Linked DNA regions of Mus musculus: region 2 is linked to region 1. The links are chromatin loops, found by intact Hi-C in ENCODE. Cell type or tissue: gastrocnemius. All regions are shown on one strand. Each heading gives the region's core, and the rest is flanking DNA. Links, peaks and the distances in the headings are about the cores only. Region 1 holds the start of Ibtk (inhibitor of Bruton agammaglobulinemia tyrosine kinase). Region 2 holds the start of Ube2cbp (ubiquitin-conjugating enzyme E2C binding protein).

Region 1 (12,608 bases), core at 2,540-10,539:
TAAAAGGAAAAAGAAACGAGAAGAGCACATGCTTAAATAAATAACAGCTTTAAATAAACTAATGATGCCTACCTTCAACAGAGACCAAACACAATCGATATGTCCATAAAAAACGCTTCTGTGCAGTGCTGTCCAGCCGGACTCCTTGTCTTTCACCAGCAAGTCCACTCCTTTCTCAATCAGCCAGTCCAACACTCCTTTCTTCCCGCAGGAGGAAGCCAGGTGGCCGGCGTTCCTGCCAAAGGCATCCTTGACAGTTGCAGCATTGTAGCAGTACCTGGCGAGGAAGGACTTGATCTGGCTCTCACTCCCCTTTGTCACCACAGAAAGGACATCCAGCGCATGCTTCAGGGATCTGCATTTTGACGTGCAGTCGGGGGTGGCAGCATCCATCCTAACTGCTTTATATTGCTTACTCCTTCAGAACAGTCACCGAAGTAAATTTTAAAAGTGAAAAAGCCAAGACGCAAAGGTACTATTCAGGAAGAATTTCAAGAAGAGATGGCCCTTTGGGGGTTATAATTTAAGTAGTCACAACAATTATATAAAACTATATATCTCTGTATAATCTTTTGGCACTTAAATCAAAAATTTATAAATAATTCTATAAAGTTCATATCAAATACAAGTTCTTCATTTAAAAAATAATCCCAGTTTATAAATTATTCCTGGAGTCAAGCACCAAGGGGGAGTGAGGAGGGGAACTCCCCCTCCACACTGTCTGAGCCTTTCAAATAGCCATAATTGCGAGGGTGACCTGCAGGGAGACAAAGTAAAAGGAAAGTTACAAATCTAACTTGTAGTACTTGACAATATAAGGAATCCCACATCTAAATGCCCTTAATTCATTTAAAAAAGAAAAAAAAAAAAAAACAGAAACAAACACCACACACACACACACACACACACACACACATCAACTTTTCATCTAGGCCTCTTTTCTTCCAGACTCTTCATATCTTCATTCATTATTTCCTGTATTTTTACATTCTATATGCTCTGTCCTCAGAAGCTATAAACATATTCAAATTTGTTGTCTTCAGGAGAACCCTCTTCCAAATGTCCACCAACTACAACTGCACCTTAGCCATTACCCAAACAATCAACGCTTCATCTATTACCGCATCATAGGCAATGAGCCTTCTCACCTGAAAGGTCCCTTGTTACAGGGAAAATAACTGAACTAAGGGTATTAGAACAACTCAGAGACAAAGATAAAAAATGAGCTATGAAAACATAAAAGGGTTTATAATCGATGTGTTCAAAAAGTATGAACTGAAATCTCAAAGTATAAAATGATGATGAGACTCAATATAACTCACTGAAGTCAAAAGAAGGAAAACCCTCCCTGATATGTAGTGTGTAAACCTTCCCTTACTATCTGATCTCTGGAAACAAACAAACAAAAGCAATTATAAGACTCTTCAGAGATAGGCACTGTGTATACAGGAGAAAGTTTAGTACACACACATATATATTAGATAATATAATATAAAAGAGTCCAAATATGGTTTTTTCCACTTGAAATCACAATACGTCAGAGGTTAGCATCTAACTAACTTTTTGATACTATTATGATTCGCCTTTTAGAAATGAGATCAATGAAGCAATGAACTACTTGGTTTTTAACTCTTTCTAACTCTAGGCCTGTTTCTGAAAACCTGCAACCTTTAACTGAACACAGACCCACAAAAGCAAACAAGCAAAAATAAAAAAATAAAAATTTTTTAAAAAAGCAAACAAACAAACAAACAAACAAAAAACCAAACAAACAAAACCCCACCCACTTCAAATCATTAACTTGAACCTGAAAGAAAAGAATAAACAGTCTTGGCGTTTAACAAATCATTCACTTTGCTGTTCCAAGCTCTAAAAGCCACACCATTCTTGCTCTTTCCCATCAGGATGGGTTAGATGTTATTAGACAGCCTTTTGTGCTGCAGTGGACAATTCACATTTATGTTCAGACTCTTACAGTGTCAGGATAAGGTAATAATGCAAGACTTCTGGCGTTGGTGATGGGGTAAGAAAAAAAAAAGGTAGAACGGGGCTAAATACTTTGAAAATCAGAAACAGCAACCTATACTAGTTCGAATGAGAATGTCTCCATAGGGTCATAGTTTTGAATACTTGGTCCCCAGCCGTTGGGGACTATTCTGGGAAAGATAATGATGTATGGCCTTGAATAAAACATGTGTCTGGAGGCCAGCTTTCAAGTTTCAAGACTAGCCATTCCCTCTGCTCTTGCTGTCTCCTTGTTGCCACCATACTTTAGCTCTACTGTGGTGATGGACTCTAACATTTTGAAACCCCAGCCCCAAATAAACTCTTTTACAAGTTGTGTCGGTCATCATGTCTTAACACAGCAGTAAAAAAAGAAACTACACAGAAGTCTAAACCAAGGAACAAATAAGTTATAAATAGAATACATGACAGATGTGAAGTGTTGAAGAAAACTGAGCTAAGTATAACTGGCAATGGTTCAACCCCAACTATTGTCCCACCCAGGATTTAGCCAGTCAACACTGAGTTCAAGGGCCTTATAATCATCTGTAGTAAGAATGTAACTCTGTTTTTAAAACAAATCTGATCACCTACTCCCCTAAAATATTTGAATCCCCTTTCGAAAACAACAACAACAACAAAACAATAATCAACAGTCTTACTCAACTGTGAACTTTGTGAATTACAACAACAGTCTGACAAGGTTACACAAATAACAGTTGCACAAATGTCAGAGAAAACACTTTCTGACTGGACTTCAGGCTTGCTCCATAAAACAAAACTCACATCTAGCACCACTATGAGGACCAAGAGCCCATGGTTGGGAAGGTCACAGGCCCTATCTGAGAATCTACTATTATTCTGTTAAATGCGCACAGCATTTAACTGATTTCTAAGGATTTGATAATTTCCATAGATAAGTGCATCTCTCAGCCCTAGACATTGGATGGTGATTAACACAGAGACCCACGACTTGTCAGCATGCAGAATAAGATACTGTGGAGAACCCACCACTAAACAGGGCATCTGGGCTGGTGAGATGGCTCAGTGGGTAAGAGCACCCGACTGCTCTTCCGAAGGTCCGAAGTTCAAATCCCAGCAACCACATGGTGGCTCACAACCATCTGTAATGAGGTCTGATGCCCTCTTCTGGTGCATCTGAAGACAGCTACAGTGTACTTACATATAATAAATAAATAAATAAATGAATAAATCTTAAAAAAAAAAACTATTAAAAAAAAAAAAAAAAAAAAACAGGGCATCTGTATCATACCCTATCCTTCCCAGGTTCCAGAGATTAGTGTGAAAGAAGAGATAAAATAATTTAAGAGCCAAAGGTAGTCTACAGCAAAACAGTGTTCTTCTTAACACAGCAGGGTGCTTGGGCATATGAATTCACAGCCACTCTGATTGCATGCATAAGATCTGAATAAGATAAAGCCAGACAAAATCCTAGCATAGGACAGACAGGGAGGTGGTCAGGAAGTCACTTCCCTAGCAGAAAAACTACTGACAATTGATGGTTAATGGGAGAAAGTTAGTTTTCATCAGGGGTGTGGCTTTTGAGAGGCTACCCACAATCCAGCAGATAGCCCTACACCCAAGTACACATTGGTCACATTAAATGGTCTAAGTGTTTTTTTAAAAAAAGAGAACACATTTAAAGTAGGAGGAAATACTGGTAGAAAGGACAGGAAAGAAATTAGAGGGGAAGAAATGTGGAGTGGGTTTAATGAAACACAGTACATGCAATTTTCAAACAAACAATATATATATATATATTTGAAATATATATATTTGAAATATATTTGAAATATATATATATTTCAAAGCCCAGGTAGAATTTCAGATGGGCTAGCTGGAGAGATGGCTCAGTGGTTAAGAACACTGACTGGTCTTTCAGAGTTCCTGAGTTCAATTCCCAGCAACCACATGGTGGCTCACAACCATCTGTAATGGGATCTGATGCCCTCTTCTTGTGTCTGAAGACAGATAGTGTACTCACATACATTAAATAAATAAATCTTTTTTAAAATCACATTATTTTTTAAAAAAAGTTCCAGATGGGCATGCGTGTTTACAGTGGTATGAATGACAATGGACTCCAAAGGTTCCTATGCTTGAATGCTTGGCCCCCAGTTAGTTCAACTGTTTGGGAAAGACTGGGAGGTATGGCTGTGTGTTGCTGTGACCTTGATAGATGAGGTGTGTCACTGGAGGTGAGCTTTGAAGTTTCAAATGCTCAAACCAGGCCTGGTCAGTCTCAGTCTCTGTTTGTCTCTCTTTCGGATCAGGTGTGAGCTCTCAGCTACTGCTCAGTACCATGACCCAAGTACGTAGCTTCCCTAAGGACCCTGAGCAAACCTCTGAATTTTCTCAAAGCTTCAATATTTTCATTTGTAAAAAGTGAGATTAAGGGCTGGAGAGATGGCTCAGCTGGTAAGAGCACTGACTGCTCTTCTGAATTCAAATCCCAGCAACCACATGGTGGCTCACAACCACCCTTAATGAGATCTGACACCCTCTTCTCGTGCATCTGAAGTCAGGTGCAGTGTACTTATGTATAATAATAAATAAAATCTTTGGGCTGGAGCAGTCAGGGACTGAGTGAGCGAAGTTGAACAGAGCGAGCAGAGCCGACTAGAGCAAGCAGAGGTCCTAAAAATTCAATTCCCAACTGTACAGCTACAGTGTACTCATATGCGTAAAATAAATAAATAAATAAATAAATATTTTTTAAAAAAAAAGGAAGAAAGAAAGAAAGAAGTTTGGGCATACTCATTCAGTCTAGAATTTTATAATCCACAAGCATCTTGAACGTTTAAAATGTAATGAAATCATCACACAAAAATTGGCACACAGAAAAAAAAAATTGGCACACAGAAAGCCCTTCAAACAAGATTTACTAAAAAGAAAAAAAAAAACCGAAGATTAACATATCCAATTGAAAAACTGTAAAGCTGCGATGTGACTCAAGTTTTGCAAAAACTTTTTTAGAAAACACGTTTTAGAAAATAGTTCTGTCCTCAGGTACGGTGAAGCAGGTCTCCAAATCAATAAAAACAAATGAAAGTAACTCCACTGAGAAGTGAGGAACTGATGACGAAAAACACACACACACACACACACACACACACACACACACAAAACGTTTGGTAATTTGCATATGGAGGTAACCACACTAACTATGGGGGGGGGGGGGGAACTACTTCAAATGTTACCTACTTCGAGATAAAGGAAACAGGTGCTACTCAACTTCTCCTCCTTGAAAAATATCCCCTCTGACTAACACGACTCATGTTTTATGACTGTGTTAGATAACAGAGTTAAAGACGGCTTAAATCAGGGTTGGCCATTTCCCCTCGGATCCAAAATGCCTTTGCAACCTGATAGCTACGAACAAAAGGCCCCTCTATCCTGTCTCTGCAGAACAGACCCCAGTCCACTTCCACCCAGCAGCGAATGCTCAGAGCAAGACCTGCTTCTGCAAACTCAGCAAGGCCCGCGGGAACTCAAACTTTGTAAACTCCACCAAGGGTTTAGGGGACATGGGAGCCTCTAGGAAGGGATCCAAGGGAGGTGACACCAGTCAACCCTCGGAACCAGAAAAGCATCGTCGCTGGAGGGCGTGTCGGGCAGCTTGGCGACGTAGCACTTGGCGGGACAAGGCCATTCATTAGCTGGCAGGGGCGGCGGGGCTGCGCTGCCAGGCCACCCGCCCGTGCCACGCGGCGCGAAGCTCGGCAGCCGCCCCCTCCGCGAGTTCCCTCCCCGGGCCCCGCTCCCCTGCCGGGCTGGCAGGACGCCTTCGCCGTCGCCCTCACCAGTCGCTAGATGAAGGTGCGCCGGCGGTCTCCGCGGGGCAGGCGCGCGGCCGCGCAGGGACTCATCCTTAGTGAAAGCTACCGGGGACAACGAAGGGAGCCAGGAGCCGGGACGCCCGAGTCAGCTCCGGGGACGGCTGCACGGAAAGCGACAGCCGCGACTGTCGGCGCCGGGACCGGGTTCGGGGAAACCTGAGCTAGAGCGGGCGGGACTCGGGAATAAGACGGGCGCTGATTGGCCGGAGTTCGTGTATGCCCCACAGTGATTGGTCGGGGCCTGCCCACAAGGCCTAGCGTGGCAGTACCTCAGCTGTGGCCTTTCCCTAGTATCCCAAAGGAGCATGACCCCTGCCGGCCTTGGTGCGGTCGACACTGGCTGCCGCCCTACACTCAGAACCAGTACTGCCCCTCTTGGTGCCAGATGTCACCCTAGGAGATCTGTCTCCCCGCAGGTCGACACTCGGAAAGGAGGTTAAGGCTGGGATGGAGGAAACAAGGAACTGGCTGGATGCCCAAGCACCACTCCGTAGAAACGTGGGCATCTTAGAAAAGTTGCTTCCCGGATCACTCGTAGTGGGATAACTGGAAAACCAGAGGTGTCCTCTCCCCAAGACTGGGCCCTGCTGCTCTGTGCCCCGCCTGTTGTGCCCGGATTGTCTGAGTGTCACTCTCTTTTTGTCAGAAGGCGCCATAGATTTTTCAGATCGCCACTGTGCGACCAGCTGCTGACTTGGGTCACATCTGTCTGCCTGACGCCAGGCTTACAATAGGTTTTCCTCCCTGAACTCTTAAATCTACAAGCCATTTTAAAGGTTGCAAATTGTGTGCCAATAATCAGTCCAGAACGGAAAACATACTCCTGCTGAAGTCTGATACAGAGGCGCCTTAGTAAACATGTGTTCAGGGAGGAGTAGCATGACTCAGAGAAAAACAGCACTTGGAGCCCAGAGTTGTTTGAACCTCGGCCCTGTTTGTGTTGCTGTATGAGCCACTGACACCATCATCTATTAAACGGAGTTAAACTCAATACCCTCTTAGACTGCTTCAGCCCAATTGCCTGTTTTGTAGACTTTGTAGGAAAGTAAGTTGCTAGATCAAACTGAAGGAGAGATGGAAACAGACCTAGCTCCCCAGCTCTCCTCCCAGTGCAAGGACTTAATTTGCTTTCTTACTTCCTACTCTGACCCATTCTGTAATGTATAAACAGTGACTTGGAAGGAAGCTGTGTACACACTCATGAACAAAGACGCTCAGTGATCTGGAAGCTAGTGATGTAAATAAATGTGTTGCCCTGAGTTCACATCTTTTATCTGTCTCTTCTTTGTATTGGGTAAGTCATTTAGGTTTTCTGAAGCCTTAATTTCCTCATCTGCAAAGTGGGAATGGAATACATGTTGCTGTAGTGAAAATGTGTTGATAGACGCCCGCAGCACTTAGCAGAGTGCCAAGCACACAGTAACACCACCTAGAAGTTGCCATGTCTCAAACGCTTGTAAGCATTGGGGGTACAAAATGTCCATACGGCCATAATCATATACACAAAAATTAATTGCAACTTTAACGAATCTGTGAAAGAAAATAAGAGGTTTCATCTGACCCCCCCCCCCAAAAAAAATGACAAACTAGGGAAGAAGTAGAAAATAACTAGGTGAAGCAGAAAAAGAAAGACCAGCATCATGCCAAGGAATGAATGTCTTTGCCGTTGGAGATGGGGGACGAAACTGGTCCTGCTTCAACAAGGATCAGAAAGAGAATATTAGAAAGCTGCTTACAAAGTAAAACTTATCAGCCACAGTTGCCGCGGTGCTGACCAAACTGAGACTCTGACATAACGTTATTTATTATCTATGACACGAACAGCCTGAGTTTTATATTTTTATACACTGTTGGGCTTAAAAGGAATCTAGTTGGTGGCACCAACTGATATCATAAATGCAGTAGTGTTAGGTGGCCACATAAGTTAAAACATTCCGAGCTAATAAAGATTTAATCTTTTACTGTAGAATGAAAGCAAACTGTGCAGCTTTTACCCCAAGGTGAGAATGAAGCACATAACACCAGAGGGTAAATGGTCTGCGTGATCGCTGCTGAGACAGAAGGACCCGGCTTCACCTCCTCATCCTTTTCGTTTCCTCTTCTCCCATTGCTTCTGCTCTCCCCTTTTATGCAGGTTTAGCAATATTGGTGGTTATTATATTTAAGGTTTTTTTCCCCTTCACACCTTTTCTAAAACTTTTATGCATTTTGTTTCAATTCTGGGCAATCTTTTTCTTTTCCTACTTGTTTCTGTGTTCCTTCCTAGTGTACTTTTAGTAATATTTTGGATTTTATCTTATTAGTTGTAAAGAAGCTTATGTCTTCTTTTTTATTTCCCTTATGTTTATCTAATTTATTTTTGAGCCTTCTCGTTATTGAGGAGTTCTTTTCCCTTTCTTGCTAACTGCTTCTTCATTTTTCTTTCCTTCCATAACAGTCTTCTCCACTCCTCTTCTTTTTCCTTTGACTTAACTTTGCTTCTGCTCCAGTTTGCTAAGACCTTGACTCCTTTATCTATTACAATATTAACCATAAGTGACTGTTTATCTCATGCCAGACTCCACATTAGTTTTGCCATTTTCTGTTTTGCATCTTTGGTGATATACCGAGACTTAATTGGCTTTGGTGTATTCTTATATTGCACAGTTTGATGTTGTTGCTGTTACAATAGTTCATTGTTTCCTCTCTGAGTGGTACTTTCTCTGGGAAAGGATTCTTAATGTGAAAATACTCAGATACAGCTAAAATGCATTGAGAGATATTCCACTGAAGAGATGTAAAACTTTAACACACACACACAAACCATAAGAAACATGAAAAGGCACAGCAACATAACTCTCTAAGAACATCCTGTGAAACTGTAATTCCATGATTATTGAATCCAAAGACACTGAAATAGGTACAGTGTCAGCTGAAGGTTTTTAAGGTTTACTAGTAAAATCTAGCTTAAAGAGGATGCAAACAAGCAGATGGATTCAATCTAGGGCATAAAGAAAAAAGTAATGAGCACAGAGGGGGGGAATGTCAGGAAAAAGGATGAGAAAGAAACTTAGATCAAAAAACAAAAAGAACTTTTGAAGAATAATTCTCACCAGTAGACTTAACGGAGCAGAAGAAAGAAATCAGAGATGAAGGACAGGGTAGAGGATATACTACATTCAAGCATCAATAAAACAAAAATAAATAAGCATGAACACAACATTCAAGGGCTCTGAAACATAATCAAGAAACCAATTCTAAGACTCTATTGACAGAAGGAACTGATAGAAAAATTAAGAATCTAGAAAATTTACTCACTGGAATTATAGCGCAGATTCTCCCAATTCTTAAGAAAGTAATGGACTCCCAAACACAAGAGTTCGTTATAGCCGTGAATAGATATGCCCAGAGTAGAACTCCTTCATGACATGTTATAGTCATTCATGTTGAAAACGTAAAGAAAAGAAACAATATTAACAGCAGTTAAGAGATAAACTCTAAATCACCTACAAGGGCAAGCACAGGAGAATCACATCTGCTACCTAATGAGCAGTCCTGATACTCAGGAAAAGGAAACATAGATTCCAAGACCTGGAAGGGAAAACTGTGGACCAAAACTGTTACATTCAGGAAAGCTCTCTTTAAATTGGTAGAGAAGTAAGGATGTATCAGACAAACACGGACGAACATGGCTCTTGATCACCAATCTGCAAAGGCTACTTAAGGAAGTACTATTCATAGAGTAAGAAGATGGACTCAAACACAAAATAAAACAGGAGAGGAGTGACTTAATGAAGAGTCAGAGGGAATATAGCATGTCCAACATCATAACCATCACATTTCTGATGTAAATAGTGTAGAGAGATGGCAGGGGAGGGGCAGAGAAATTATCAAGGCATTAACCAGACAACCCCATAAGAAAGTTATAGGATTCAGTAAATGTCTCTCTATGATAAATTCCAATGTAAATGACCTAACTCATCAACAAAAAGATGCAGACTAGCTGACAGAATTTAAAATAATAATAAAAAACTAATTTCAACTATTTGCTGTCTCTAAGAAATATAAGCCGGGCAGTGGTGACACATGCCTTTAATTCCAGAACTTGGGAGGCAGAGGCAGGCAGATTTCTGAGTTCGAGGTCAGCCTGGTCTACAGAGTGAGTTCCAGGACAACCAGGGCTACAAAGAGAAACCCTGTCTCAAAAAAACAAAAACAAAAAACCAAACCAACCAAACAACAACAACAACAAAACATAACTCACTGGTAAGCCCACCCAGAGAATCTGAGTCAAAGGATGGAAATCAAGGTATCAAGTGAGTGTAAGTTAAAGTCAGCTGGTGTAGCAGTGCTGATACATGATAGAGTAAAATTAAGAAAATTAGATATTTTTAAAGGTCACTATGCATTAATAAAAAGTACAACTCATCAAGGTCTAAACACTCATCTGTATACACGCAGTTAGATGTAGCTTTTACCCCTCACCAAGGAAATCTTGTTTTGCAGCATATGGAGACCATCACAGAGATTCACATGTAGTCAAAATTCAGAGAACAACTATGTGTGCTCATACCCAACTAATACATCCAAACATAGCTCCTACTCTTGAGGCTCAGGGAACATCGTGGGAAAGGGAGAGGAAAGACTGTAAGAACCAGAGAATCAGGGAAATGCTACAAAATAGTGTCTTCTACATATAACAAGGAGTTACACCTTAACAACTGTTATATACAATGTGTTAGGGTTTCTATTGCTGTGAAGAGACAGTAAGGCCATACCCCCTAATAGTGCCACTCCCTATGGGGCCATTTTTCATTCAAACCACCACACCATGAAATGTTAACAACATACTCATTTAAAGAAGACCTGCACAGCGATAATACCAGTTTACATGTCACATGGTCAGGACAGTTCTCACAAGATTCTACCACTAGACGAAGAATTATAATACTTAGTGACTACTGAGGGAAGAATTACCACTCTTCTCCAGAAATGAGTCCAGTGGTCAGTCCTAACAAGTCACACACACATGCACACACACACACACACACACACACACACACACATGTATATATCAATAATAGGAAGAACAAGAGTTTGAGAGGGAGTAGGGAGAGACATGGGAGGAGTAGGAAGGAGAAAGTGTTCTGTAGAAACACAGTACTCTTGTATAAAAATCTGAAAGAAAGCTTAAAAAATAAAATGATATTAAAGAAGAAATAATCATTGGAGTACCTATGTCCCAAACATTGGAGTTCCAAATATCATAAAACGCATTCTCATGAACATAAAAGGCCTGGCAGGTCCTGACACAATAACAGTGGATGACTCCCTTCCCTTGCTTTCATCTCTAGACAGGGCACCCAAACTGAAAGCTCAGCAAAGGGATCTCAGACTTAACTTACATTATCGATCAAATGGGCTCAACAAACGTACACAGAATACTTCATCCAAAAGATGCGGGATACACATTTATCTTGGCAGCTCATGGAATCTCTTCTTAAACAGGCCACACTGTCACCCATAAGTCAGCTCTTAATGAACACAACATAATAGGAAGGGTGGCTTTTGGGTTAGGGGGGGAAGGCTGGTTTGTTTGTTTTGTTTGTTTATTTGTTTTTGGTATTCTATCAGATCATAGTGAAATTAAAAATAGAAACCATAGCAGAGAAGCTATTCAAAGATCAGAGACTGAGCAATGCCCTTTTGAACAGCTAGTGGGTCTTCTAAAGAACCTGGGGTGTGTGGGGATGGTGAACATTCTGAGATCAAATGAAAATGAATACAGAATTGCTGTAGTTACTTTTCAGTGGTGGTGATAGACTACCAGAACCAAGGCATCTTATAAAAGTGAGTTTAATCTGGGACTTGTGGTTTCAGATAGTTAGAGACAGTGGTGGAAGAACAAAAGCAGGGCAGCCTGAATAGCTGACAACTTCCTTCTTGCTCTGCAAGCAGGGTGTAAAGAGAAACACTGGGAACTCAATGTCCAGCCTGGAGGGACACACCTATTCCATCAAGGCCAATTTATCTGAAACAGGTCCACCAACAAGGGACTAAGTATTCAAACATATGAGCCTAATGAAGCCACTCTCATTAAAATAACTCGTGAAAACAACCACAACTTTCCAAACTATTCCAGACACATCTAAAGGAGTTCTAAGGGGGAATGTTTATAGCTACAAGTGTTTACAATAAACAAACAAACAACAAAAAGCCCTACAAAGATATGTCAAATCATCACCCATTGATGTACTCAAGAAAAACAAAGGAGGCAAGGCAAGGTCAAAGGTGGTAGATGGGAAGAAATACTAGACCAAGGCACATATTGGTAAAATGGAGCTTCAAAGAATGACTATGACGCAGGGCGTGGTGGCGCACGCCTTTAATCCCAGCACTTGGGAGGCAGAGGCAGGCGGATTTCTGAGTTCGAGGCCAGCCTGGTCTACAAAGTGAGTTCCAGGACAGCCAGGGCTATACAGAGAAACCCTGTCTCAAAAACACCAAAAAAAAAAGAAAGAAAGAAAGAAAGAAAGAAAGAAAGAAAGAAAGAAAGAAAGAAAGAAAGAAAGGAAGGAAGGAAGGAAGGAAGGAAGGAAGGAAGGAAGAAAGGAAGACAGACAGAAAGAAAGAAAGAAAGAAAGAAAGAAAGAAAGAAAGAAAGAAAGAAAGAAAGAAAGAAAGAAAGAAAGGAAGGATGACTATGAAGCTCAGCCAAAGTTCACTTGCAAAACATAAATAAGATTTTAAAAAAGCTAACCACAG
Region 2 (12,608 bases), core at 2,682-10,681, 720 kb after region 1:
AGGAAATAATCAAACTCAGGGGTGAAATCAACCAAGTGGAAACAAGAAGAACTATTCAAAGAATTAACCAAACGAGGAGTTGGTTCTTTGAGAAAATCAACAAGATAGATAAACCCTTAGCTAGACTCACTAGAGGGCACAGGAACAACATCCTAATTAACAAAATCAGAAATGAAAAGGGAGACATAACAACAGATCCTGAAGAAATCCAAAACACCATCAGATCCTTCTACAAAAGGCTATACTCAACAAAACTGGAAAACCTGGACAAAATGGACAAATTTCTGGACAGATACCAGGTACCAAAGTTGAATCAGGATCAAGTTGACCATCTAAACAGTCCCATATCCCCTAAAGAAATAGAAGCAGTTATTAATAGTCTCCCAGCCAAAAAAAGCCCAGGACCAGATGGGTTTAGTGCAGAGTTCTATCAGACCTTCAAAGAAGACCTAATTCCAGTTCTTCACAAACTATTCCACAAAATAGAAACAGAAGGTACTCTACCCAACTCATTCTATGAAGCCACAATTACTCTGATACCTAAACCACAAAAAGACCCAACAAAGATAGAGAACTTCAGACCAATTTCCCTTATGAATATCGATGCAAAAATCCTCAATAAAGTTCTTGCTAACCGAATCCAAGAACACATCAAAACAATCATCCATCCTGACCAAGTAGGTTTCATCCCAGGGATGCAGGGATGGTTTAATATACGGAAATCCATCAATGTAATCCAGTATATAAACAAACTCAAAGACAAAAACCACATGATCATCTCGTTAGATGCTGAGAAAGCATTTGACAAAATCCAACACCCATTCATGATAAAAGTCTTGGAAAGATCAGGAATTCAAGGCCCATACCTAAAAATGATAAAAGCAATCTACAGCAAACCAATAGCCAACATCAAAGTAAATGGTGAGAAGCTGGAAGCAATCCCACTAAAATCAGGGACTAGACAAGGCTGTCCACTCTCGCCCTACCTATTCAACATTGTACTTGAAGTCCTAGCCAGAGCAATTAGACAACAAAAGGAGATCAAGCGGATACAAATTGGAAAGGAAGAAGTCAAAATATCACTTTTTGCAGATGATATGATAGTATATATAAGTGACCCTAAAAATTCCACCAGAGAACTCCTAAACCTGATAAACAGCTTCGGTGAAGTAGCTGGATATAAAATTAACACAAACAAGTCAATGGCCTTTCTCTACACAAAGAATAAATAGGCTGAGAAAGAAATTAGGGAAACAACACCCTTCTCAATAGTCACAAATAATATAAAATATCTTGGCGTGACTCTAACTAAGGAAGAGAAAGATCTGTATAATAAAAACTTCAAGTTTCTGAAGAAAGAAATTAAAGAAGATCTCAGAAGATGGAAAGATCTCCCATGCTCATGGATTGGCAGGATCAACATTGTAAAAATGGCTATCTTGCCAAAAGCAATCTACAGATTCAATGCAATCCCCATCAAAATTCCAACTCAATTCTTCAACGAATTAGAAAGGGCAATCGGCAGATTCATCTGGAATAACAAAAAACCGAGGATAGCAAAAACTCTTCTCAAGGATAAAAGAACCTCTGGTGGAATCACCATGCCGGACCTAAAACTGTACTACAGAGCAATTGTGATCAAAACTGCATGGTACTGGTATAGTGACAGACAAGTAGACCAATGGAACAGAATTGAAGACCCAGAGATGAACCCACACACCTATGGTCACTTGATCTTTGACAAGGGAGCTAAAACCATCCAGTGGAAAAAAGACAGCATTTTCAACAAATGGTGCTGGCACAACTGGCGGTTATCATGTAGAAGAATGCAAATTGATCCATTTCTATCTCCTTGTACTAAGGTCAAATCTAAGTGGATTAAGGAACTCCACATAAAACCAGAAACACTGAAACTTATAGAGGAGAAAGTAGGGAACACCCTCGAAGATTTGGGTACAGGGGAAAAATTCCTGAATAGAACAGCAATGGCTTGTGCTGTAAGATCAAGAATCGATAAATGGGACCTCATAAAATTGCAAAGCTTCTGCAAAGCAAAAGACACCGTCAATAAGACAAAAAGGCCACCAACAGATTGGGAAAGGATCTTTACCTATCCCAAATCGGATAGGGGACTAATATCCAATATATATAAAGAACTCAAGAAGGTGGACTCCAGAAAATCAAATAACCCCATTAAAAAATGGGGCCCAGAGCTGAACAAAGAATTCTCACGTGAGGAATACTGAATGGCAGAGAAGCACCTGAAAAAATGTTCAACATCCTTAATCATCAGGGAAATGCAAATCAAAACAACACTGAGATTCCACTTCACTCCAGTCAGAATGGCAAAGATCAAAAACTCAGGTGACAGCAGATGCTGGTGAGGATGTGGAGAAAGGGGAACACTCCTCCATTGTTGGTGGGATTGCAAGCTTGTACAACCACTCTGGAAATCAGTCTGGCGGTTCCTCAGAAAATTGGACATAGTACTACCGGAGGATCCCGCAATACCTCTCCTGGGCATATATCCAGAAGATGTCCCGACCGGTAAGAAGAACACATGCTCCACTATGTTCATAGCAGCCTTGTTTATAATAGCCAGGAGCTGGAAAGAACCCAGATGCCCCTCAACAGAGGAATGGATACAGAAAATGTGGTACATTTACACAATGGAATACTACTCAGCTATTAAAAAAATGAATTTATGAAATTCCTAGGCAAATGGATGGACCTGGAGGGTATCATCCTGAGTGAAGTAACCCAATCACAAAGGAACTTGCACAATATGTACTCACTGATAAGTGGATATTAGCCCAGAAACTTAGGATTCCCAAGATATAAGATACAACTTGCCAAACGCATGAAATTCAAGAAGAACGAAGACCAAAGTGTGGACACTTTACCCTTTCTTAGAAATGGGAACAAAATACCCATAGAAGGAGTTACAGAGACAAAATTTGGAGCTGTGACGAAAGGATGGACCATCTAGTGATTGCCATATGCAGGGATCCATCCCATAATCAGCTTCCAAATGCTGACACCATTGCATACACTAGCAAGATTTCACTGAAAGGACCCAGATATAGCTGTCTCTTGTGAGACTATGCCGGGGCCTAGCAAACACAGAAGTGGATGATCACAGTCAGCTATTGGATGGGTCACACGGCCCCTAATGGAGGAGCTAGAGAAATTACCCAAGGAGCTAAAGGGAACTGCAACCCTATAGGTGGAACAACAATATGAACTAACCAGTACCCGGGAGCTCTTGTCTTTAGCTGCATATGTATCAAAAGATGGCCTAGTCGGCCATCACTGCAAAGAGAGGCCTATTGGACTTGCAAACTTTATATGCCCCAGTACAGGGGAACGCCAGGGCCAAAAAGGGGGAGTGGGTGTGTAGGGGATTGGGGAGGTGGGTATGGGGGACCTTTGGGATAGCATTGAAAATGTAAATGAGGAAAATACCTAATTAAAAAAAAAAGAAAAAAAGAAAAAAAAAAAGAAAAGATTTGTAAATTTAGAAGAAGAAAAAAAGAAACGGGAAAGAAATACTCATTTAAGCTACCACAGAGATGAAATATGAATCTCAAAGCCTTGTTGGATGTTCCCAGCCCTGTGAAAGCACAGGCAAGCAGGCAGATCTATGAGTTCAAGGTCAGACTGGTTACATAGTAAACCACACCAGCCATGAATACATTATTAGGCCCTGTCTTACAAAACAAAACAACAAAAACATGTTGGGAAAGGCAGATTGAAACATCAATTTCAAAACATCAGTTGGCTATGTCAGCTTGACATACGTCGGGAATTAATTAAAACCCCAACATGGAGGGCACATGGTGAGGGATTTTTTTACTTAATTGGAAGTAGGAAGACTCACTTCCTACCTTTGAGGTAGGAAGACATTCCTTTATCCGGATCTTTTGAGCTGGGAAGAGCCACCTCAAATATAAGCCACAACTTCTGTGGGAAGAGGACATGGAAGAAAGAAGCTCTTTGCTTGCTTGCCCTCCCTCTCACTGTCATTAGGAAGTGCACTGAAGACCAGCTGAGACACACAGCCTCACGGACTGAGCAAACACTGGATTTTTGGACTCAACATTCATTCATAGCCACTGTTGGACTGGCTGGACTGCAAGCTGTTAAGTCGTTCTAATAAATCCTCTTTCTATTTATAGACAGATTCATTCAATCAATTCAGTTACTCTAGAGGACCCTGACTAATACACATGTCAACACAGTTCGAGAAACAGGGATATTGTGTAGATTGGTTGAATGGGACCAGACCATGGTTCTCTTAGTAGGATAAGGGACTGAGCTGTGTTAGAAGTCAACAGTCAAAAGATCAGAGAGACAAACAGGCAGTCTAGCAAAGTAGGTTTCTCACAGAGTTTGTTTGGTACGAGGGATTAGGCAGCTGTATTTGGTAATGTGTGTATTCTTAATTACCAAACACAGTGGACAGAAATTGTGGATATTGATCTCACTCCTCCCCACCCTTCATCCCCATACTGGGGAGTATTCAAGATCTGTACAAGCTACACAAATGAATTGTACTGAGCCTAGACTCAATCCCAATCTTAAAACTGAAGAAATCCAGGTAATTCTGCCCATGTGAGAAAGGTAGGATTTGAGTTCAGTCCTCAGGCCGCATGCAAAACTGCCACTTTAGCTACTTGTCAGATTTTAGGAAAAAAGGCGAAGCTAAGGAAAAAAAAAAATACAACTGTGCTGCTCTGTAGTACATTTTCACATCTATTTGATACATTTGTCACTAAGAACTAGGCAAAACCCACGAAGAGATCACAAACCATTAAAATTGCTGACCATTAGCAAAAAGGAGCATTTTACCCCCTAAAAGTTTCTTGTTTGTGTAGTAAATATGAAATTTAAAGTTCGCAGACAGGCTGGGGAGATGGTTCAGCGGCTAAAATGCTCGCCAGGGCAACCCATCTCGCCCCGCGCACGCGCACATTGTCCCGCGCACGCGCCTACTGCCCGGCGCGCTCGCTCCCTCGGTCCCGCGCATCCGCGCTCCTGTGCCACGCACACGCGCACCAGGCTCCGGGCCGCGCGCCTGGCCCATGCACGCGGTCCCGCGCACCGGTGCTCCCTCCCTTACCCCAGGATTAGCAGCGCACTCTGCAGCCGTCTCCGCACTTCCAGGAACACGCGCGTTTCCGCCGCAGCCACCGCCATGGCCGACTCAGGGACCCACGCGGGACCGAGCCCACAGTTACTAGAACCCGGACAGGGTGGGAGCACGTGCGGCCGTAGCAGGCGGCTGGCTCCCAGGCCAAGGTAGCGCGAAGGGATCCGGCGGCGGCCGTCTGTCGGCTAGAGCGCCACCTACCGGGAAGAGAGCGCACTGCCGAGGCGCCGACCTTGCCCCAGTGGCCGCTCTAGTAGGACAGGTGCGACCCAGAGAGCAGAGCTGACCTCCACTGGAAGGATGTTGGATGGGCTTGACTATGACTACGAGCATTTCTTTCCCTGAAATGAACAGAAAGCTCAGTTTGGGCCAGGGGAAGCTCTTCTCTGGATAGTTGAGTAGGATGAGGTAGATAATGGAGCAGAAGCTGTACAGGTGGTACTTCCCATAGGTCCAGAGCCCCAAAGCCCACTTTATCGGAGTCTCCTTTATTTGAACTAGAACAGTTTATTAGCTTCCGTATGATGTATCCAAAAATATCCACAATTGATTGGCCATTACATTTCGCGCTAGATATGGTACTTCCAAGACTGAAACAGTTGCAAAAACCAGTGTAACCACTAAAAGACTGGTGGACTTGTATCTTGACTGACCATTCATGTAACTTTTGAGAAGCTAAAAGGAAATGAGTAATTTCTGATATACATTCCCACTATACTGCAGAAATAAAAGAAGTCATAACTTAATTGCTCCTACAAGATACATTTCGAAAGTTTGATGCAGTAAAAGATCTAGTGTGGTATAAACAAATATATCAGGCCATAGGATTTCAGTTGGACACCTTTTAAGAATGGAAAGCTGTTATTTAAAACATAGCTTGTATAATGGGGATTGTCTTAGTTAAGGTTGCTTTTGCTGTGATGAAGCAACAGTACCAAAGGCATTTGGGGAGGAAAGCATGTGTTCAGCTTACACTTCTATACCACTGTTCATCATTGAGGGATGTCAGGACAGGAACCCAAACAGGGCAGAAACCGAGAGGGGGAGCTGATGCAGAAGCTATGGGAGGGTGAGTTTACTGGCTTGCTCCCATGGTTTCACTGAACCTGCTTCCCCATAGAACCGAGGATCACCGACCCAGGCAGGGATAGCACCACCCAACATAGGCTAGGCCCTCCTAGGTCAATCACTATTTTAAAAAACGAGTTACAGTTAGGTCTTATGGAAGCATTTTCTCAATTGAGGTTCCCTCCTTTCAGAAGACTCTATCTTGTGTCAAGTTGACATAAAACTAGCCAGGACTGAAATCCTGTTTATTGATGTTCCATTTCATAATTTCATAGTTATAATTATCTGACATTGAACAAACTGGAAGCATTTCTAAATAGGTTTAATCCAAAGAGGATGGCGTATATCTGCAACCCCAGCATTTAGGAGACTGAGGCAGGATTGCTGAAAGTTCAAGGTCAGTTTGGGCTATGTGAGTACAGGGCCGTCTAGAGCTATGTGGCAAGACTGTCTCAAAACAAAAACTGGTCTTAAGTATACTGAAAATGTGATTTCAGATAACTTTTCTAATATCAACCTTTGAGGTGTTTTAAAGTTTATCATGTTGCTATATAAATTCCTGTTTCATTCCAACAATTTGAGATCATAAGAGGGAATAATAGCTTTAAAAAGTAAAAGCTTTGGGATGGAGGGTTGGCTTTGTGGTTAAGAGCACTTGGTTGCTGTTTCACAGGACTGGGAAGCTAGGTTTATAGCACTCATAATTGCTTGCAACTTCAGAGCATCTGACCTCTTTTTCTGGGCTCCATGCATGCACACACATACCTGTGGCACTCCCATATAAAATATAAGTAAATAATTTTTGAAAAAAAGCAAAGGTAACTACTATTTGGTGGCAACTCATTTATTTGAAGGACAATTGTTCTCTTATACTTTTAACACAGAATATTACTTAAATTTTGGCAATACTTAATATTGACACCTAGCAAAATACACAGCGTCCTCAGATTAGCGTGCTCCTCATATATGGTTTAAAACTAGAACACGCAAAAACACTTGTAAAGACAACAACCCTTTCGAATACGCGTTTGAAAGACGGCTAGATACAAAAAAAAGTGCTAAACTGGCTCTCGGTTTCACACAAACTGTGCCTGAAATGACGCGCATAAAGTGCTGGTGGATCCAGATGATCGTACTTAAATAATACTTCAAAACTGTTTTCAATTCCCCCATTCCATCAAAATGATGGTTCGCTGGCTCCTTGCTCACACCTTTCCCGCCTTCCCTCCGCCGTCTCTCCGGTCGCCCGCACGAGGGCGCTGTGGCGCCGGCTAGCCGTGGCCGCCGAGCAGCGGACGGGGACGGGGGCGGGGACGGAGGCCGCCGACGTCGACGCCGGCGTGGGCGCGCGCGGTGCACGCTGGTAGCTGTCACTAGGCCCTGGGCTGGCGGCCTTCGTGCGGCTGCCGCGGTTGCCAAGAGAGCGGCGCCAGCGGGGAGCAGCAGAGCCCGCGGCAGGTAACAGCGTCCCCGCCCCCGGCGCGGTCGCGCGGCGAGACGCGGCACGGTTCGGGCGAGCGTCTCCGGGCTTGGCCTGCGGTGGTGGCGTCGGGGTGTCACCGCCCGGCCCCCACCTGAGCCCGCCTCTGGGTGGAGGGAAACGGGCCCTGACCTGCCCGGGGCGAGCGGTGGGACCCGGGGCCTGTCCGCCCGTGGCCTTCGGCGGGCAGAGCCGGCACGGGGCTGAGGGGTGGTGTCACCTGGGCGCGGGTGCCCGGCGCCTTTGTTGGAGGCTTCCCGGCACCCCGTTGCCTCGCCAGCCCGGTGGGTCCCTTTTAGGATCGAGGCGACACCGAGGCCCGCCGATGTGCCGGTGCAGAGGGTTGGGAAGCAGAGCCAAGTTCACCAAGAGGAAGCCGAGCTAGCACACGGAAGTTGTTAACAGTCCTCACCTTTGATTTCCAAGGCTTTGAAAGTTGCCCCATCGCTGTACTTAACCTCACCCTCATCCTGTTGAGGAGGGAATAGCACGCAACTGTACTTTCTCCTCCCCAAGCAAATTGTGTCTTGTTAATTCTTATATTATCTCGGAGTTCTGTGGAGTTGAAGAAAACTCAGATTTAGAGATTGTAGTCAACAAACACATTTTTTTTTCTTCTCTTTTTTTTTTTTTTTTTTTTTTGATCGGAAAAATACAGGAGTCAACCTCATTTAGTAGCTCGCAACTATAGGGTCAAAACTTTTCATTCTGGAGATGATAGCCCCATATGTAGGTGTTAAGGTCTTGCCACTTTGAGGTTAGTTGTATTCGTATTAGCATGGCGTCGCTATGTGCTAGGCTATGTGCTAAGTAAGTCACAGGATTATCAATCCCTTGGTTCGTTGAGCTGACAGAAATTATAGCCCAGGTAGTCTGAATTCCTTGTTGTAATGGTTACTTCTAATTAAACTTTGTCATTCCTCAGAACTGCTAAAAGCAACCCCCTTTTGGGGACCCAATTTTTAATAAAGAATTTTTAAAACTGAAGGAAACATAGACCAAAAATGTGACACCATGACCCAAAGGTTAAATTTAATTGCTTTCCCATCTGTTGTGAAGAGCCCTACTTTGTAATTCCAATAGTAGAAACAACTGTAGCCTGGGGCTTGAGGGCTAAGGTTCAAAGCTCTGTTTTTGCTGCTAACTGGGTATGATCTCTCTACCCCTCAGTTACTGTCTGTATTCTGGTGTCTAGTTTTGTTGTTTTGTTTTAGTGGTACTGCGATTCCTTGTGCATGCTTAGTTAGATTCTACCACAAGCCTGTGCTCCCACTGTAAACTTTTTTTCTTGGGGTGCTGGGAAGGAATGAAACCTTGGGCCTGGCACATGAACAGCCTCAGGGATTTGAAGAGCTCATGATTTTCAAAATTGCTATTTCCCATCAAGACTGTACTAAAGCAATAGTTTACTTCCCTTAAACAGTGTTCCATGTCAAATCATGTGGCAACACACTAGATTTAACCAACCTTAACTTTTGTTTGTTTGGAGATCAAACCTGAGGTATTTCCAATACAAGGCAAACACTCTACCACCAAGCCACACCTCCTTCCCCCAAGTTTAACTTTGGTTTGCTTGTGAAGGCAGCTCCTCAAAGACTTCATGCTATGCTTGCATGCATATAATTTCCAAAGGAAGGTTTAAATAACATTTCCCAAATTTAACTAACCAGAGAGCCCAGTTTGTTTCTTTCCTTTCCTTTCCTTTCCTTTCCTTTTTGTTTTTTGTTTGTTTGTTTGTTTTTGTTTTTTGTTTTCCTCGAGACAGGGCTTCTCTGTATAGCTCTGGCTGTCCTGGAACTCACTTTGTAGACCAGGCTGACCTCAAACTCTGAAATCCACCTGCCTCTGCCTCCCGAGTGCTGGGACTAAAAACATGCGCCACCACGCCCAGCTGAGAGCCCAGTTTCTAATGCAAGTATATGGTAGAATGCTTACCAAGCATGCCTGAGGCCCTGGGTTTCATTGCAGTACTGTTAAAGTCTCCTAGAATAAAATAACACATGATACCAATTTCAGAATTACTGTACTAGAGGTATGTCTGCTTCCAAGCGGAAAAAGCCACGAATTGGCCCCTTGTTGCTGTCTAAGGTCTCTGGGGCATGAAGATGTATGTAGTGAGACCTCATTGGTATAACAAAAGACGTTTAAGGATCCTCAGTATAAAAAAAGTTACTATTAAGGATGCATGTATCACTATTGGTCCTAGTTCTTTCTTTCATTTATAACAAAAGTATCTTTTTTTCCAGCCGCTTGATGCTTTTCTTCATGTTTTGGTTTGATTTTTGTGGTTATTACTGAATGTTTGTAGAAAGGCCCTTTAAAGTTCCAACAAATAAAGCCGTGTTGAGAGTGGTCTTCCTTTCACTATACTGATTTCTCCTTCTAGTTAGGTATCTCAAAAGAATGAAATATGAAAGTGATATAAAATGTATTCAGTGCTTAATGATTTTAAAATCTGGGATAACTGAAAATTACTATAGGTCAAAAAAGTCTGATACTATTATTTCTGACTGTTTGGAAACAATATCTAAATGTTGAAAATTAAATCCCTTGGCTAAATTCTGATAAGTATTATGCTGGGCTTTTTGTCACCTTCAGAAAATAACTGAGGGAGAAAATACTTTTGGTTTGCAGTTGCTGTCCCTGTCTTTTGCTCTCTTGCTTCTCAGCCTCTGGTCAGGTAAAATGGCATGGCAGAAGCTATTTACCTCATGGTGGCCAAGAGAGAGGGGAATTTGGCAAGATTCAGCCCATCCCTGCCATACCCTTCCTCAAGTCCAACCTACTTTCTCTTAGCTTCACTCCTTGAAGTTCCCAAACGCACACCCACTCGTCCTCACTCCCTGCAAATGGCAGCAGTAGCTTGGGACCAAGCCTTTTGGAAGTTATCACTAATATTCTTCAATCTTGAAGATATTCTGTCTCCTTTATTACTTTGAATAAGTGCTACTAATGAACACCTTAGTTTGAGGGAGTTGGGATTAGAATATTTAATTGTATTTGTTTTTTCAAAACAGGACTTCTCTGTATAGTCCTGGCTGTCCTGAAACTCATTCCATAATCCAGGATGACCTTGAACTCAGAGATCTGACTGCCTATTCCTCTAGAGCACTGTGTGCACCACCATACCATGCTTAAAATATTTAATTCTAATAGATAAGCTTTAAATACGGTAAATTTGACCTCTGAAATAAAACTGTTTAGTAGATATGTAAAGCTAATATTTTGTTTAGTAGCTAAAAGTTTTTATTGGCAGTTTATTGTAGGAAAATACTGTTTTGATTCACATGTTTCTAAACTGTGATTTCTCTCTTTCCTTGGTGTTATTACCTCTTTTATAAGCCAAATAAGCCTTGTACATCAGAGACTTTACATTTACAGATCAAAGATACTATCAAATTTCTTAAGGAAAAATTCTATGCAGTAATATTAGTAATGATACTATAAATTTAACAATTCTACAACCCATGTAGCCAACATGCTACCAGTCAGAGATCTATTGTTCTGTTTCCCTTGTTTAGAGTTCTCTTCTTTTATGCTTGTCTGAATTCTGTCTTTCAAGCCCTACCTGTATAACACCTCATTCATGAATGACTTCATTTTCAGTTATTTCCTCTTCTGCTTGCCTGTACTTAAAAAAAAAATCTTTCATCCTTCATGATGGCTAAATAGATGAATACATGAACATCACAAATGTCTTGATCAAATAGATGATTTAATGCAGCATTAAAAATATGTTTCCCTTTGGCCATATATACAAATAGTTTCCTATATAATGTCTTGATCAAATAGATGATTTAATGCAGCATTAAAAATATGTTTCCCTTTGGCCATATATACAAATAGTTTCCTATATAATACATTTATGTATTATAATTATATTTTTGCAAAAAGATTTGAAATACACTTTAGTTAACAGTTGATAGTTCTTGTTATAAACAGAAGGCAGACATAGGTAAAAAATAAAGTAGTCCTGCTGAAAGCTTCTAGCTAGAAATGCATGTTCCCTGTATAAGCCTTCAGACTGAACGTTCTTTGTTTAAAAGGAGGAATTGCCAGAATTTCAGTGTCATTCTTGATGCCATCCTGGCACCAAAATAAGACTTTGTTCTTGGTAGTTGGAAGGATTGGAAGAGAATGAGCAGAGAGATACCTTCCTCAACCTAACTCACTCTTACCCTCCCAGGCCATGAAGTCATCTGTCTGGCGGTTGGCGGACCGAAGTTGGGTTCCATAAGTATTTAGTGAACCAAAAACTTGGAACTTCTTTTGAAGTCTTATTTGTGAGGAACTTGGGGGATGACTTTATTGAAAATTCAAAATGTTAAAGCATGCTTTTAAAATACAATTCAAAAACTGGGCCATGGTGGTGAACACCTTTAATCCTCCCAGTACTTGGGAGGCAGAGGCAGGCAGATCTGTGAGTTGGAGGCCAGCCTGGTCTACAAAATGTGTTCCAAGACAGCCAGGGCTATTACATAGAGAAACTGTCTGGAAACAAAACAAAACCCCAAAATGAGCAAACACTGATAAACAACTGTATTTTCAGAACCGTCTTAGTGCTACAGGATCACGTTTATAATAAAGAGCTTGAACTGCATTTTTAATATGATAAGTCATCTTTAAACTAAACCTTCCAGAAGGAAGAAAACCTAAATCCTAGAAGCAAGGTCCTTCTGTTAAGCAAGTGATCTAGAGGGATAAAATACACACTTTTTAAAAATAACTTTCATACACGCTTTCAGAAGGCACTTCCTGAGGGGAGGCGTCTAAGAGAGTGAATAAGGTGATGGGCTCAGCTCACAGCTCGCTCCCCCTCGACTCCCCTCTTAACCACTCCAGTTTATGTGGCCAGTTTCTCATATTTCATTTTCCTCTGTTTAGTGAGAAATGCTTCCGTCATTTTTA

The links. Peaks named below come from ENCODE experiments on the same cell type or tissue, not always from the same donor. Only the 100,000 strongest peaks of a DNase experiment are listed, where the experiment ranks them.
Region 2: it touches region 1 in a loop (3-fold over the local background); 4 of 42 quality-filtered maps call a loop at or near these places.

The regions. Positions count from the first base shown.
Region 1 is chr9:85,743,303-85,755,910 of GRCm38, forward strand. Ibtk (inhibitor of Bruton agammaglobulinemia tyrosine kinase) reads right to left here and starts at 6,032. Exons shown (of 29, transcript NM_001081282.2): 1 at 5,829-6,032; 2 at 73-757. The coding sequence starts at 393. In gastrocnemius, for the core only: CTCF peaks have their summits at 5,627 and 6,168; DNase peaks (open chromatin) are centred at 5,704 and 6,070; H3K4me3 peaks cover 2,767 bases; H3K27ac peaks cover 3,303 bases.
Region 2 is chr9:86,459,619-86,472,226 of GRCm38, forward strand. It overlaps Ube2cbp (ubiquitin-conjugating enzyme E2C binding protein), which reads right to left and starts at 5,298. Exons shown (of 10, transcript NM_027394.2): 1 at 5,123-5,298. The coding sequence starts at 5,199. Dop1a (DOP1 leucine zipper like protein A) reads left to right here and starts at 7,536. Exons shown (of 39, transcript NM_177208.3): 1 at 7,536-7,678. In gastrocnemius, for the core only: a CTCF peak has its summit at 7,458; DNase peaks (open chromatin) are centred at 5,056, 5,305 and 7,548; H3K4me3 peaks cover 2,632 bases; H3K27ac peaks cover 2,554 bases.